Linked DNA regions of Homo sapiens: region 2 is linked to region 1. Evidence: chromatin contacts called from ENCODE Hi-C or POLR2A ChIA-PET data. All regions are on one chromosome and are shown on one strand. The core of a region is the stretch at or near the end of the contact, and the rest is flanking DNA. Distances in the headings are between cores, read along the strand shown.

Region 1 (4,245 bases), core at 1,143-3,642:
GTGCATTTCATCAGAAGGTGTGCTCAGGGAATAGCAGTGCACCTAACATTAGTCTAACGCAAGCATCATCCAAAGATCAGAAGGGTACATCTAGTGCAACTGACACCATGTAATTAATCTTGAGGTGGCCAGGCGCGGTGGCTCACGCCTGTAATCCCAGCACTTTGGGAGACCGAGGCAGAAAGATAGCAGGAGGCCAGGAGTTCGAGACCAGCCTGGCCAATATGGCAAACCCTGTCTCTACTAAAAATACATGGTGGCATATGTCTGTAATCCCAGCTACTTGGGAGGCTGAAGCAGGAGAATCACGAATTCAGGAGGCAGAAGTCGCAGTAAGCCAAGATTGTGTGTGTCACTGCACTCCAGCCTAGGCAACAGAGCGAGACTCTGTGTCAAAATAATAATAATAATAATAATAACAATAATAATTAATCTTGAGTCAAACAGAAATGACTTTTGCATCGTGTGTGTACCTACCTCCTCCAGGAGGGCAGCTAATTGAGAATAATGGGGTGTTCCTTCTTGACATGTCTACCACGGATGGAAATTTGAAGGGCAAAACAGAAGTGATTGGAGTTCTGAGCTACAGTTGCTTATAAGCAAAAAAGCACATGTCTGTATTTTAAGATGACTGTGTTTCTCTTCCAATCAACTTTCTTCAAAGCATTAATCACTGAAAACAAGGAAGATGTGCCAGTGGATATGCTTTTATTGTTGTTGTTATCGTTTTAAAGCTACATTTTTTTCTGTTCTGTGAATTGGCAATAAAACAGACATTGACTACCTTGACCCTTATGACATTGCAGATTTGCTTATTTGGCATTCTTCTTGTCCATTTTTTGTTCTTTCCTCCAGAATGCTGTGCTTTTATTGTTAGGCCACCCAGGGACGTCCTTGATCATGCAGGGTGTTGTGACATAGGCTTGTATTCTTGGGACTGCTACCCCTTAAGCCAGGGAAGGACTAGGAAAAGGTCAGGCCAGAGGAAACACAGATGTCAGAGATCTGAAAATTTGTGTGGGGCACTTCAGCTGGGCCAAGGCTGCAGCCTTCACCCTCCTGCATCCTCCTCCTCTTCTGACAAAGCCTTTATGTCTCAATGTCTTTTCAAAGGTACGGCAAAACCCAAGCACATTATCTGAAAGGGAGCCGACCAATGTTCCCTTCTTCCGTCAGGGGTATTGGCAGAGGCCTAGCCAAGTCTTTTCCAGGCCTGTGGGCGTCCTTCAGCATTCAGCAGCTGAGCGCTAATCAATTCCACTATCCTGTCTCCTGAAGGAGCAGAGAATTGGGAGTGGTTCTGAATCAATGTTATTTTTATGGAGTACAAGGGATGTTCCAAAAATGATTATGATTCAGATGTTTCTTACTAACCCACTCCCAAAATGCACTCTTGGGGCAGAAATAAATTAATTTTATGGTATCAAAAAAGATGCTCTGGTTAATAAACTTACTCTGAGTATGCAATCTGTCAGATCAACAATTAGATGATGGTTTAAAGAAGTCATAAAAAAAGAATCTCAAGTCTGAAAGCTCGTGTGCCTTGTGTTAAGTTCGTGCCACTAAGGGGAGGGATAAATGAATGTGGTGTTTGGAGAAAATTAATTTTGTGACTTTACAGACATTCCTACAGCTAAAGCTATTGAAGTTAAAGGGTATGTATAAGGTAATGGTTGAAAGGAATCTGTATATGATGTGACAAGAAAGACACAAAAGCTTAGAACATCTAACACAAAAGTAGAATAATTGCACATACTCAGAAAGCATACATGCATGTTGAAGATGCATGTTGCAAAGATAAATTCTACACTTAAAACAGTCCTGGGCTATGCATGAAATTCCTTCACGAAAAAAAAAAATTCCAACTACCTTTTTGTAGCCATAAAATGTACAAGCCAAAGGGCTAAAGAACTTTGCCACAAACACTTATTAGTTCTAGAATAAAAGTTCATGGTTTAGGAGGTTTCAGTGAAATGATTCGGTCAGAATATATTTCTTTGCAGAAAATGACTACTTACATTGCCAAACTCTTACTATGAATATGGTCAGTCTTTGGAGCCAAAATAAATAAATATAAGATGAGGGTCCACTACAGGAATTCAAACAAATAGGAAAACTTAGCTACTTGAAGTTGACACAGGAAGTCGACAGTTTCACATTCACAAACTAAACAGCCCTAGGAAATGAGAATGTATTATATACCAAAGACAAACACGAAAAAACATTTGCAGAATACCCAGAACAGTCCCCAGCACACAGTTTTGGTTTCCTGTAAAGCTGTCATCATAAACGCAGGAAATCTGGAGGTCTATTCTCCATCTGATTTTTAACATTATGTTTTATGAGAATGTTGCATTTGGCTGTACTTGTATGACTCTAATATGTATAACGGTAGACAAACTATGGCCTGTGAGCCAAGTCCTCCGGCCTGCCGCCTGGTTTTATACAGCCTGCAAGCAGAGTGGTTTTTACATTTTTAAATGGTGAAAAAAAATCAAAAGGAAAATAATATTTCATGACAAATGAAAATTAATTGAAATTAGGATTTCAGTGTCCATGAATAAAGTTTATTTGGAACATAGCCATGCCCAATTGTTTACATATTGTCTGTGGCTGCTTTTGAGCTCAAAGGGCACAGTTGAGTAGTTGTGACAGAGACCGTGTATGTGGCCTTCAAAGCCGAAAATATTTACTGGCTGACCCTTTACAGACAAAGTTTGCCAACCTCTTCTCTAATATGCAAAGGCCAGCAGAATCTGAAAGTGAACACCCAAAAGAACAATATGGAGAAACCAGAAGAGAGAAGAATGCACTCTTCTTGGTGAATCTTCCAAAGTGGCACTTGAGCCTCTCTTACACATCTGCACCGGCTCCCATGCTGTCCGGGCCACATCAGATCAAAGAAGGCAGCCCTCCTCACAAAAACCTCGCTATTCCTTCTGCTACTTGATCTGTGCAAAGCTCAGGTGTGGTTTGCCATTTGATCTGGAGGTTGGAATTAGTTCTTATTTTAGCTGATTTAGGTTACCTAGGTTACACCACAAATCAAAAATAGCTGAAATATCTGTGTAAATGAAAAACAAATGTACAGAGAGAGGGAGCAATCAATTTTCAGAAGATAGAGAAATGTTCTTTTGCATGGAGCCCCCATTGGTAATGAACTCCCTGGTGCTAAATGAAGGGAAGGAGGGAAGGGACTTTTGTGTCTCCCAGCAGGACCTCCAATCAGGCAACAGAATAGAAACTTTTCATTGATTGTAGGCCTTGGCAAAATTGAGGGTTGCCTGTTTGTACTGACACTTTGAAGTTCGATGGGTATTTTGGTAATAAACTCCCTTGTAACTTCACAGTAGTGAGATTATAATAACTTTGGGAGTTATCTCATTATATGTTTTGTGATTTTTTTTTTTGCACACTTTTTTTTTCTTCGAACTCTGATGAAAGTTTAGCTTCAAGGAATCATAAGTTCCAGAGGTTGATGAAACCAGTTATAGACCCTCACTGTTCCAAGTGGGTTCCATGAACGAGCAGCATTGGCGCCTTCTCAGAGCTTGTTAGAAATTCAGAATTTCAGCACCTCCCCCAGACTGGCTGAATCAGAATCTGTGTTTTAACAGGATTCCCAGATTGTCTGAGTATACATTAATTTTTGAGAAGCACTGGTGGAAAAAAGTGCATGAGACTTGGGGTCTTGGGGATCCAGTTCCAGATTGAACTGATGCTAAGTCACTGGTGACCTTGGGCAAATTTCTCACCATCTTTTTGCCTTGGTCATCTTCTCTTTAATGTGCGGCTAAATTCACTGTCTTAGTTCAGGCTGCTATAACAAAATACCATAGAACGGGCTTCTTAAACAACGACAACAAAAAATTATTTCTCATCGTTCGGGAGGCTGTAAGTCCAAGATCAGGGTGCCAACATGACTGGATTCTGGTGAGATCCTTCTTCAGGAGGAAAGAGGGTAAGACAACTTCCTGGGGTTTCTTTTATAAGGGCACACGTCTCATTCATGAGGTCTCTACCCTCATGACCTAATTTCCTCCCAAAGGCCCTACCTGCTAATACCATCACATTGGATGTTAGGATTTCAATATGTGAATTTGGGAGGGACATAAATATTCAGTTCATTAAAATCACCTTCCCCTACTTTTTGAACAATACTCTCGTCAAATGAGACAATAAGCATAAAACTGCTTGAAAAATTATTACCTCCACTGTGGTTGTGAGATATTAGGAATGGTAATG
Region 2 (4,245 bases), core at 950-3,449, 36 kb after region 1:
AGGTCAGGCTGACAATATGCATCAACAGCCATAAAAATATTTAGATCTGTTGATGTTGAAAAATTTAATTCAAGGATCACATGTTTGGTCAGTAATCAGAGATATAGTCTAAAAATCTATGGACAGATATATTCATTGCGATGTTGTTTACCATGGAGAAAAATTCTATACCTCTTAAATATCCCTCAACAACAATTAGAAAAAAAAATATGGCATATTCTTAAAATGAACATAGCCATTAATAATCATGTTATGACCGGGCACGGAGGCTCACGCCTGTAATCCCAGCACTTTGGGAGGCCGAGGTGGGCAGATCACGAGGTCAGGAGTTTGAGACCAGCCTGGCCAGCACGGTGAAACCCTGTCTCTACTAAAAATACAAAAAAAAAATTAGCCGGGCATGGTGGCACATGCCTGTGGTCCCAGCTACTCGGGAGGCTGAGGCAGGAGAATTGTTTGAACCTGGCAGGCGGAGGTTGCAGTGAGCCGAGATTGTGCCACTGCACTCCAGCCTGGGTAACAGAACGAGTCTCCGTCTCAAAAAAAAAAAAAAAAAATCATGTTATAAGAGAATGGGGAAATGAGGCTAAAATGCTACATAACATGAAAAAAGGTAGGATACGCAATTGAATATCCAGAATGATCTAGGTTTGTAAAAAGAGGGACAGTGTTTACCAATATATGTAGAAGCAGAGAAAAAAAAATACTGGAAGGGAATACATCAAAATATTAACTGCAATTTTGGCTGAGAATGAAGTCCATAAGGGTTTTGTGGGGTTTGTTTTTTATCATTGTGCTTTCCTATATTGTTCAAATTTCTTAGTTATTAAATATTGCTTTTGAAAATTAAATATTGTTTTATAAAAAATACTGTTTTATGAAAAATTTATTGAACTTTTCATAATGAAAAATTCACTTACGAAAATAATATTTCACCTAAGCTTGCTGATCCTTTTTTGTGTGTTTTGTGACGGGGTCTTGCTCTGTTGCCCAGGCTGGAGTACAGTGGTGCGATCACAGCTCACTACAGCCTTGACCTCCCAGGTTCAAGCAATCCTCCCACCTCAGCCTCCCAAGTAGCTGGGACCACAAGCACATACCACCATGCCTGAATTTATTTTTTATTTTTTATGGAAACAGTGGCATCTAGCTATGTTGCCCCGGCTGTCTTGAACTCCTGGGCTCAAGTGATCCTCCTGCCTTGGTCTCTCAAAATGTTGGGATTACAAATGTGAGCTACCACGCCCAACCTGATCCCTAATTAATTAATTAATAACATGAAATGGGGGCACAGCAACATGCTAATAGTCTAATCCACATGATGGAAGTGAGAATGTCAGTTCTAAGTTCCTCCTGTATTTTTTCCACTCTTCTGCTTATAAGAAGGTCATCATGATTACATATAACATATGCCATACAAAAAGCCACTACTGTTACTTTCAGGTATGATGAATAAAAAGATTGCCCAGGCAAGTTGAGCAGGAGATGGCTGCTCTTGCAGTCTAATTAAGGGACAATGTGCCACCACCATTCTCTTAACCCACTGAGAGAACACAGGAAACGCCAGCTGCCGGAGCAGAGTTGGAGAAGAGATGGGGTGGCAGCGGCTGGGGTCTAGCTGAGACGTCCTTCTGTTTTCTTGGGTTAACAAAGGGGAAGAGACAAACCTTTAGCAAATGCATCCAGCTCAGAGCACATTTAAGCAAACTCTGCGGAGTGTGAGGAGGGTGTCTGGTGGCCCCAGAGAGTGGCTATGTTGGAACCCATGGCTGTGGCCATCGTACTCTTCTATCTTCAGGAAACTGCTCACCTTGTGATCAGAACTTTGACATTATTGGCCACTGGGTGACCAGATGCTGTCCTTAATGGCACTGGATATGTGTCTATTGTCATTTACAAGAAAAGAAGCTTCAGCCGTTCCTTAGGCGATACACAGAGTTAACTTGTAAGGTATGATGTGAGATTCACATGAGATCATGTTGTCCTCCATGCTCTCTAATTATTCTTTGGTTGGTATTGGTCTCAGCAGGAGAGATTGCAAGTCTTCTGGTCTCACAAACTACCCCTCCCACGCCAATCCCATCTGCTCCATCATGGGGCATCATCTTGCCGTTGGTCAGCCATGTTCCCCTATCTCATACTGATGCTTCCTTGGAAGTCCCCGTGCTAAACCACATTACTTTACCCTGGAGATGCCCCAACTCCTCCCCAAGGCCTAGGTGAAGTGACTCAACCATATGTACACAGTATCCTCAGATGTACACAGTATCCTCTCCATGGTAGTGAATCTGTATACTAATTTATACATAATCGATTTATGGGTGTAAAGACTTCACAAATAACTAAACATACAAAATGTGAATTCTCCTTCCTTCTCCTAGCTTAAGATTAGCTCAAAGACAATGAAAGCTGTACTGTGCTGTGCAATCTTCTCACGACCCACACGAAACAGGAAGCTCCTGGGGGTTTCTCACAAGCATGTGATAGATAGTTGTGGTTTCAGTGCAACAGTCAGGTAGATTTTGCAGCCGGAAACATTCACACAAAACATCCTTTATGGCTTCTGTCCAACTCCAGTGTTAGTCAGATGCAGTCCCTTTTACACTTTGACAAAAACCATTTGATTTCTCACACTGTATTTATTTTTTCTTATTGCAATGTCTTGTCTGAAGATACCAGACAAAGGATGACAAACTGGAGCCAGCTGAAGTGCAGGGCCCTTTCTCAGCTGCTCTTAAGAATCCCTCTCAGCACTTTGGGAGGCTGAGGCGGGTGGATCACCTGAGGTCGGGAGTTCGAGACCAGCCTAACCAACATGGAGAAACCCCATCTCTACTAAAAATACAAAATTAGCTGGGCGTGGTGGTGCACACCTGTAATCCCAGCTACTCAGGAGGCTGAGACAGGAGAATCTCTTGAACCCAGGAGGCGAAGGCTGTGGTGAGCCGAGATTGTGCCATTGCACTCCAGCCTGGGCAACAAGAGCAAAACTCCATCTCAAAAAGAAAAAGAATCCCGCAGATTGAGCCATTTTCCCCTGAGCAATAATCCCTCAAGCTTCTAAAGACACCACTTAGAGAAGGAAGAGCCTCGCCCCACTAATGCAGCTGAGTGATGCCCTTTGGGAAATTAGGCTAAGAGGGAATACCTTTTAGCTGCCTTCTGTTATTAATCTGGTCTCAATACCAATCAATGTTATTTATCACTACTGAACAAGCATTAATGCAGAGTCTGAAAGGGGCCTTAAATCTCGTGTAGTATGCTCAGAATCCTAGGAATCACACTTTTAGATCCCAATGGTATTGGGTCAAGGTTTTCCCTTCCATGGCAGATGAAGTTCACAATTTAGGATGCATGCTCACAAGCTTTGCAAGGAGATTACACTTCCGTTATGAAGAAAAAAGCAAACAAAAAAGAAAACCTCTTGCACCATTAATTTCAACTGCAATCAAATTGCAAGATTTTAAGATGATATATCTTGCACAAAGGTATTGTAGATAGAAGAGAAGCCTTTGTAAATATTTATATATTTCTCCATTGAGGGTTTTTAATTTTTGTTTTGTTTTGTTTTGTTTTTGTTTTTGTTTTTTTTAACTTCAGACAGAGAGCAAAGGAAACAGAGCTGGGTCACGATATCTCAAATGGAGGATGGTTTCTCTTACTCGTCTTCCATTTCCTCTATTCCTCATTCTCAAAGTCACACACCTTAATAAACACCCCAAGAAACATTTCTAAGTAGACAACACACAATTTTTAGTAATTGACTTATACAGCAAATGCTTATTTAGCTACAGCTGCTATGGTGGCCTGTCTTCTTAAAACTCACTAAGGGTCTTCCAAACCCATATTTTTGTCATCATATTAACCTTCTTTCTCACTAAATTATTGCTGAGATAAAAATAAATCAACAAATGAACCAAAAAATAAAATGGGTTTGGGATTCATTGCCCTTTCCTGTTATGTCCCATCTAAACTCAAGCCCAAGAAGAGGAGAAAAGGCAATACAAAGTCTTGGGAAAAACAAAGACTAAAACTCTTTCTGAAAAAATCGCACACAGCTGCAGAAGGAATAACTTCTCTGGGTGGGAGGGTGTGGGCAGGGCAGTAAAACAACCTGAGAAACAATCAAACCTTGCCTTCCCCAGAGCCCGCTTCGGACATGGTGTGGGTTGCATCCTTCTCTGCAAACTGCCTGTGTGCTCTGTGGCACGGCTTCCGGCAAGAGATTTCCTGTAAAGGAGAAAA

Evidence for each region. A loop is a pair of places that touch in the nucleus more often than their neighbours do. ChIA-PET counts read pairs that join two places held with the same protein, here RNA polymerase II (POLR2A). Pooled maps may share reads with other maps.
Region 2: a loop to region 1 is called in a map of PC-3, with 10 times the contacts of the local background. The contact joins two enhancer-like sites. A Hi-C loop is called at or near these places in 5 of 168 maps with a recorded cell type or tissue (CD4-positive, alpha-beta T cell, PC-3, endothelial cell of umbilical vein and 2 more), 1 of 37 single-sample maps with no recorded cell type and 7 of 50 pooled maps. POLR2A ChIA-PET finds 5 or more read pairs at or near these places in 13 of 52 experiments (CD4-positive, alpha-beta T cell, CD4-positive, alpha-beta memory T cell, CD8-positive, alpha-beta T cell and 8 more).

The regions. Positions count from the first base shown.
Region 1 is chrX:13,122,076-13,126,320 of GRCh38, reverse strand. No RefSeq gene overlaps it. Among named protein-coding and RNA genes, the nearest start is that of FAM9C, 80 kb to the right of the region's middle. Within about 2 kb of position 2,392, at least 6 of the 41 ENCODE cell types and tissues checked have a DNase peak (open chromatin) inside an H3K27ac peak, as active enhancers do; they include CD8-positive, alpha-beta T cell, PC-3 and natural killer cell, where a contact is called at or near this core.
Region 2 is chrX:13,085,690-13,089,934 of GRCh38, reverse strand. It overlaps LOC105373133 (a long non-coding RNA gene), which reads right to left. Exons shown (of 4, transcript NR_171577.1): 3 at 4,137-4,230. Among named protein-coding and RNA genes, the nearest start is that of FAM9C, 43 kb to the right of the region's middle. RefSeq lists enhancers at 2,131-2,290, 2,361-2,580. Within about 2 kb of position 2,199, at least 12 of the 41 ENCODE cell types and tissues checked have a DNase peak (open chromatin) inside an H3K27ac peak, as active enhancers do; they include CD8-positive, alpha-beta T cell, PC-3 and natural killer cell, where a contact is called at or near this core.